Linked DNA regions of Mus musculus: region 2 is linked to region 1. A link is a contact called in ENCODE Hi-C data. All regions are on one chromosome and are shown on one strand. Each heading gives the region's core, a stretch centred on a gene start or an enhancer-like site at or near the end of the contact. The rest is flanking DNA. Distances are from core to core; before and after follow the strand shown.

The links. Hi-C counts contacts between places; a loop is a spot of excess contacts on that map.
Region 2: a map of left cerebral cortex shows a loop between it and region 1 (6-fold over the local background). The contact joins the promoter of Chordc1 here to the promoter of Mre11a in region 1. A Hi-C loop is called at or near these places in 2 of 37 maps with a recorded cell type or tissue (left cerebral cortex and v-Abl transformed pro-B cells).

The regions. Positions count from the first base shown.
Region 1 is chr9:14,782,485-14,786,079 of GRCm38, forward strand. It overlaps Mre11a (MRE11A homolog A, double strand break repair nuclease), which reads left to right and starts at 2,170. Exons shown (of 20, transcript NM_018736.3): 1 at 2,170-2,273; 2 at 2,947-3,044. The coding sequence starts at 3,025. Ankrd49 (ankyrin repeat domain 49) reads right to left here and starts at 2,089. Exons shown (of 3, transcript NM_019683.4): 1 at 2,036-2,089; 2 at 131-478. The coding sequence starts at 385.
Region 2 is chr9:18,290,436-18,293,905 of GRCm38, forward strand. Chordc1 (cysteine and histidine-rich domain (CHORD)-containing, zinc-binding protein 1) reads left to right here and starts at 1,832. Exons shown (of 11, transcript NM_025844.2): 1 at 1,832-2,025. The coding sequence starts at 1,962. Gm51667 (a long non-coding RNA gene) reads right to left here and starts at 2,830. Exons shown (of 4, transcript XR_003948105.1): 1 at 2,640-2,830; 2 at 1,750-2,269. It also overlaps the pseudogene Gm7692.

The DNA.
Region 1 (3,595 bases), core at 920-3,419:
TTAAAGACAAGAAATTAAAGGGTCAAAAATGTTGGAATGTGCCAAAAGGTAAAGATAAGATGTTTAGGAGTAGGTCTTTGGGCTCCAAACCAAATGCTTTTCCAACTATGTAATGGTTTCTTTTTTTTACCCGATTTTTTTCAGCAGCCCAAAGAAGCAATTTGCTTGGATCTTTTTCCATCTTTTTTTCTTGCAATTGGTACCACTCTTCGTTTTTTTCCTCTTGCTCTTCATCTTCATCAGAATTGCCTACCCAGAGACTCTGAGTACCAGTGGGAATCAGGTGTCCATGAGTTTTCAACAATTCAAGCTGGTTAAACTGTTCAGAAAAGTCCACAGAGTTTTCCAGGTCTGGTTTTTCATCATCCTTTTTTTCTTTTTCCATTTTTACTACTCTTTTAAATAAAAAGCATTTCAAGTACTAGGGCGCAATCTTTAAGGAGATGAATTATGTCTGCATTGTTTGATTCTTTCTAACCTGAAAACACAAACACAACAGTTGTTAGCACAGCAGTAACTAGATATTATTAACAGCACGGATACAACCTTACAAACAAGCCAGATAAATTCTATGTCATAAGGCTTTGGTGTTTTCTCATATCCATTAAGTTTACTAAATATAAGATTTCAGAGATTTCTGCTATCTATGATCATTTATAGTCTTTACCTTTTAGAAATGCTTTCTTCTACTAAGTAAATGGCTACAACTATCTTAATTTTAATCTATTAATTTAGGTATGTTAAAACTGATGGAGTCCTGACAGTGAGTACACAGGAGGACCATAGTTCACCCAGTCCTAAAAGATTAGTCTTCTGATAAACTGCCATATTAATTTATACACTGACATCAACTTCAAGAGTTACCTAGCACATAAGCCTTAAAGAAAATGAGAAGTTACTTTGAAAACCATCAATCTTTTAACCATATTTGTTGAATTTGGCAGTTTTTTGTTGCTATTGTTAGTGTTACCACTTCTTTCTGTTGACCCAATTAGAATCTAATGTTTATTATTTCAGGTGCTATGTCTTATATTGTTTTGCTATTAAGCTTTTAAGGATAGGCCATCTTTAACACAGATTATTATGCCATTTGTATGTAACCTGCATTAAGAACTATTTGTATCATTAAACTTAAGACCTATCATTTAATCTTGCTCTGAATGGCCTCTAAGAGGAACTTAGTTATACACACTCCTCATAGATTTGTTCTACTTAATTTCAAGTTTAATATTCCATTGTCCAATTAAGCTTCATCACTAGTGACAAGAGTATCAGAATCATGACCAATGACTTCTTAGGGCCTATAAACTCCATTAAGGGATTTGTTAAGGTTTTGGCAGCATTGTGTTTTTCTTTTTTCTTTTTTAAAAGAACTATCAGAACTATTTTCTTAACATTTTCAATATTTCCTTTCACTTCAAACTCATTTTTTAAAAAGCTACTATACACCAATTCATTAAGCGCTTAACAGATGTCACTAACCAAAATATGGCACAGATCGCAGCCCCCCTTCCCACACCTGAAAACTCCTTCATATTAATTCTTAACTTATTGTCTTGGTATGCTTAATTAAAAAATCAAACCCAAATGTATCTCGACTCTGGGTATAAAGCTCGATGCATACTATTATGGAGGAATAGGATGCATTTCCTAATTTAAAGGGAACCCTCCATTTTGAGAGAGATAGCAACTGTTCCAGTTCTCATCTCATTGGGTGGAGCCCCCCATTTCAGAGGCCTGCGCTCGGGTACTGACAGATCACTGTCGCTGCGGTACACGGGCCCTTCTGAGGTCCTGAGGGGGTCTGCTCTAACTCAAGGCTCCAAATCATTTCTACTGCACTTTCTTCAAGGTTCTCTGAAAACACAAAACCGAGGCTTCTGGGGCGATCGTCAGGGGAAGCAGGGAAGAAAGGTCTTTGGTCTAGCAGGCGAGGCCTTCCGAATCGCAAAGCGAAGACTCTGCCACGATGCTACCTGCGAGGTGGCCGGCCGCCCACAGCCGCCCGCCCCACCGCTCCGGACACGCGCCTCACCTTTCACAGAGAGAACCTCACCGAGAACTTCCTTTCCGGGTTCGCCCCTTCGCTGCTCAGGATTGGCTCCTGTGAGGTGACGGAGCCATTCTGTAGCCAATGAGAATCTAGACATTCTGTGATGTCACGTCATCAATGGATCTCGCGAGAAGTACGGATGCCGCTCTCCCGCGCCTAATTCAGGTTTCTGGGAGCGGTTTTCTTGTGGTTCTGGAGACTCCCGCCCCCTTTTCCTGAGGTAGAGATGGCTTGTGGCCTCCCTGGTCGACTCTGACAAGTCCATGTTGGGTAACTTAGGCTTTGCTACGGTCTTGTAGCGTGCGGGTCCGGGGCGAACGGAAGCCCCGAGTGCGTGGGGCCGTTAGGGAAGACGGGCCGGGTGGGCATGGAGGGATGCGGGCTCTGCGTTCCGCCTCGGAGTCCGCCTCGGAGTCCCGCGGGTGGGAGGTCTCCTGTAGTGGCAGCGCCGCCTTCGCCGAGCTGGGGATGCGAGGTGTTCCACTTAGACCATGTGTTGGTTATTTATTCTGTCTTTAAATGTGGGCTGCCCCATAAAACCCATGTTAGTGTTAAGAGTATGGGGTGGCCTCTGATTCAAAGTCCTGCGCGGAGCAGCTTAAATTATGCACGTAGAAAGTTACGTTTCATTTTTCCTGTCCAGGGGTTTACTACACACCAATCTCATGAAGAAGATAGTAGAGAAATAGTAGTGATAGTGCAATTAGGACTTCACTTCAGGATGTGGCTTTCTGTTCTTAGGTCATGAAACAATTATAGTAAGTGTTGAAGACGTACATAGGACTTTCTCAAAATCACTAGCGCTTGTTCAAAAAGTCTACCCTGCAACTGAGCTCATGTTAGTGAAATATGTGCAACCTTTATAATATGTGCATTTTGGTATTTATTTTTAGAGTTTGGATTCGAGTGGTTTTTCTGACATACCTGAACACTTGGAGAGGAACCTGGTACAGAGGAACTCTACTATAAAAATGAGCCCCACAGATCCACTGTAAGCCTGACATATTAATTGTGATGACCTTACGAGAAAAGTGATATTTTAATATAAACAGCAACAGAATTTAATAATGGATAGAGTATCCCCCAAAACGTCTGTCATGCATAATTAAAAGCACATACTTATGCTTATTAGCAATAAATAAATAAATAATGAGGTGGAGCAATAGATGAATGTGTTGCAGTAATTACATGGCCATGCAGGGAGGCTCATGCTCTCTGGCTTTGTCTTAGTCTCGAGTCTATAAATAGTCCTTTAGAGTAAGTTACCCTAGTTGAAGTGAATTTGAACAAAATGGAAAGAAATAAAAGGACTATAGAAGTCAGGTGGCAGAAGAAAATCCTTGAACACGAGTGGTGTCTTCCACTCTGGTTTCAAGTTCTTGGTCAAAATTAGCTGTTTAATGTTAGGAAGATCAGCAGTTCTCTGGCTTGCCTGGTTTTATTTTCATTTGCATAACTAGACTAATAATACTCCTTTCCAGTTAATTTTGAGGTCTGAATGAGAGTGGAAGGGTACAGCTGTGGGAGCTGAGAAGTTTGTGG
Region 2 (3,470 bases), core at 582-3,081, 3.5 Mb after region 1:
ACTGAATGTAAATTTTTATCAGTAAAAAACTATGGATGCTAAATGGTAAGCTTACCTAAACAACTCATCTAATAATCCCATTAATGATGTTGTGACACTGATATGCAATGTTGGAACTGGCCATAAAAAGTTTTTAGAGTGCTTCATCCATTTCTTATTATTTATGATTAATTTCTATGGTCGATTATAGTAGCTATCCATAGCTAAAGTGAAAACTGATACCACCTTTTAGAAATCAATTGGCAATATATAGTCTTTTTAAAATTTAGAAGTATTTAAAAGGCTTATGCCCTTCACACAGTATTAGCTACTTTCAAAGTGGAGAGGGGAGCAATCTGCAGTAAATTGACTACTGACTTGGGCACAATTAAATTGGTGAGATTATATAGGAGAGAGTGGAAAATGACATAATTCAACATATTCCATCTTTTGAAAGACCCACAACATGAGGACTCCCCCATGTTCTGACTCAGGAGAGGCGACACCCCAAATCACTCACCAGAAACTGTCTCGCTGCAAACTGCAAGAGGACTTTTAATTCAAGAGTGCTCACAGTCATACACCATGCAGGGGTAGAAGACCATGGCGCCCTGAGTAGCTGGGTAAAGGGGTATTTAAAGGAAGAAACCACAACTCAAGGAGGTGGGGAGGGCATTGTTGGAAAATACCAAAAATACCAGTTAAGAGTCACAAAGAAGTGCAGTCACAAGAGTCACAAGGAATACCTGGTAATTGTGGGGATTATTTCTCAAGACAGTTTCTAAGAGCCCCTAACAATAGCACATTTGCATAGCGGGTTCCAGCAATGGTCAGGGTGGGTCAGGGTGACTTTCTTTGAATGAACACTCCTTGAACCCAGGAAGCTGGTGGGTGGAGGAATATTGCTGTTTTATGATTAGCATCCCTTGGAGCATTGAGTCATAGAGGTCACATTCTCAAGCCTGGGCCTAAAGGCCTAGAATTTTGCTTTTACGTTATATTTTTTCACATTCATAACAATGACTATAAATGACTTAACAATGGCATAAAATGAAAATTCTATTAGCTTAAATAAATACATTATATTTTTTGTTGTAACACATAAGTTTGATATTTCTAGGCATAAAAAGAGATACAGAAAATGAGAATACTTTTATTATTGGGATTAGGAAGGTTGTGAATAGATCTTCATTAATAAACTTGGGATTATTGGTAAATTACAACTACTTTCCGTCATCAAAACAGTCTGCTATTTCAAAAGCATCATATAGAAAGCATGTGCTGAGGACCATACTGTTTGCAAGTTGCCTATTAATGTAATAATGTGTTTTGCACACTAAAAATGTCACAAGACCTACTGAAAGATTGAATGTAGGTTACGTGATGACTAACGTGAAATTTCAATTTAGAATTGTGATTGACTCTAGGACTGCACTCAAAACATAATTTTGCTCATTCTAAAGTCCTGTCTTTGTAAGACGACTTAACCTCAATTTTTGGTAACTGACGCAGTTCTAGAGGAGCATAAGAGCATAGGTTCTGACGCTGCATAAACCTGGACCGAGGGACCGGGAAAAGGGGCGGACCTCACCCCTCAATTACCCTCTGGCAAGCGACCGCGGCTGCGCAGTGAACTCGGCGTGCCGCGCAACACAAAGCACGCCGGGAGAATGCGGGGTGGAACACAAAGAGATCGCCGCTCGCCGAGTCTTCCGCTTCCTCCCCTGGTGTCTCATCTATAACTGTCCGGATCCACCCGACTGTGCTCACCTGTGGCAGTCCGGTAGGAAATCTGTCCACCGCCCGACGCTGGCCCGTCTTCCGGTCTCTTCTGCGCCTGTGCAACCGGAACGTTCGGGAAAATTCCTGAAGCAGTACCGGCGGCTTCCGGAAGCTAGCTGCGGCCTGAACAGTAGTGCTGGTGATTGCTGCGGTGATTCACTTCTAGTCCCGGGTGGTGTGGATTTCGCCGAGAAGACGGAATGGCGCTCTTGTGTTACAACCGCGGCTGTGGCCAGCGTTTCGACCCAGAGGCCAACTCGGACGGTAAGGAGGACCGTGGCCGGCAGCTTTCTCCAGGCCTCCCTCTCCGGACCCTTGGCCTCCTTCACCTGGCTTCACCTCTTGCGGTCCCCCGGAGCCTCCCAGCTCTCTCACCCTCTCTGGGAGCGCAGGGCCGGGCGCTTCGGTGTCCCCGGCGCCCCTCATTCCTCAGTGGGCATCCCCTGCACTTGCTCAATTCTAGGCTATCCAGACCCGGTTTACACTGTCACCGCCGTGATTCCTGGGCCTAAGAGGTATAAAGAGGTGCACACTATTAGACTTCTTGTTGCGTTTGAGTACTAGTGGAAAGCGTGTTGTCACTTGTCAAATTACTTGCTTTTTAAAAAACCGTGCTGGGCTCCGGAAATGACTGTTACACATCCGTTCCACAATAACGTTTTCGGCATACTTTTACTGGGGCCTGCAGTTTTAAACTACGCTATTCCAGCATAAAATGATCCCCAAGTGCTGTTCCAAAAGCCAGTGTGGTCAAATTTGGAATGCACAATGAAAGCAAGCACCTATGCTGGGTGAAACCAGAGGTGTGAATGAATCTCATTATTGAGTGGAGTATTTATGCAGATAACTGGGCTATTGCAGGAATAAACAACACTTACCTCCGATTCATCTAGTATGTATAGTATGGTCTTTATATCCATTCATATATACTCATTATATAACTGAACCACACTGAAGTATTTCATCACAGACTGGAACACCACGTGTTAATAACACAGTTCAGCTTTGTAAAAGAGGTTAAGACCAGTTCCTTAGATAATGATCTTGGTACACAAGTAAACTGGTAGCTTCTTTCAAAATGAGACTGGGACAGGATTTAAAGGGAAAGATGCAGCGAAGCCAGTGTATGAACACACGTTTAACTGTCATGATATGTACATATTCTACTTCAGTACTGAATACATTGATGCATTGTAGCCTGAGGCAATATTTTTAGGGTACTAAATTCCTGACCAAAGTTCAGGAGAGATACCAGCTTGTTGTTGGAAGTTTATCTGTCTTTGTGTGTGTGAAATGGAACCATAGGCTAGGAAAGCCACGAAAAAATAGACAGTCATCAATTTGGGGCACATACATCAAGGGAACACCAGTCAGCCGACCAAATGGGGAAGTGTTTTAGAAAGTAGGGATGAATGCCAAGTAAATTGGTTGAATGAGTGGCAGTTGATAACACTGGATTTAGGAGAAAGCTTTTTAGAATGGGAATCATTTGACTTTACACATTAAAATTACAAATTAAAAGATTAGTGCAGAATATACCAATATTTCTGGTTTTCAAGGAGTACAGTGATAGATGTTTCACTTGTAAGAAGCTGCCAGTCTATATCCAGTCCTCCTGCTCTTAGTGATATGGTATATGTTCCATGCTTATTGTACTTTAAATTCAATTTTAAATGGTTCCCTCTCTACTGCATATCTTTGTGCATACA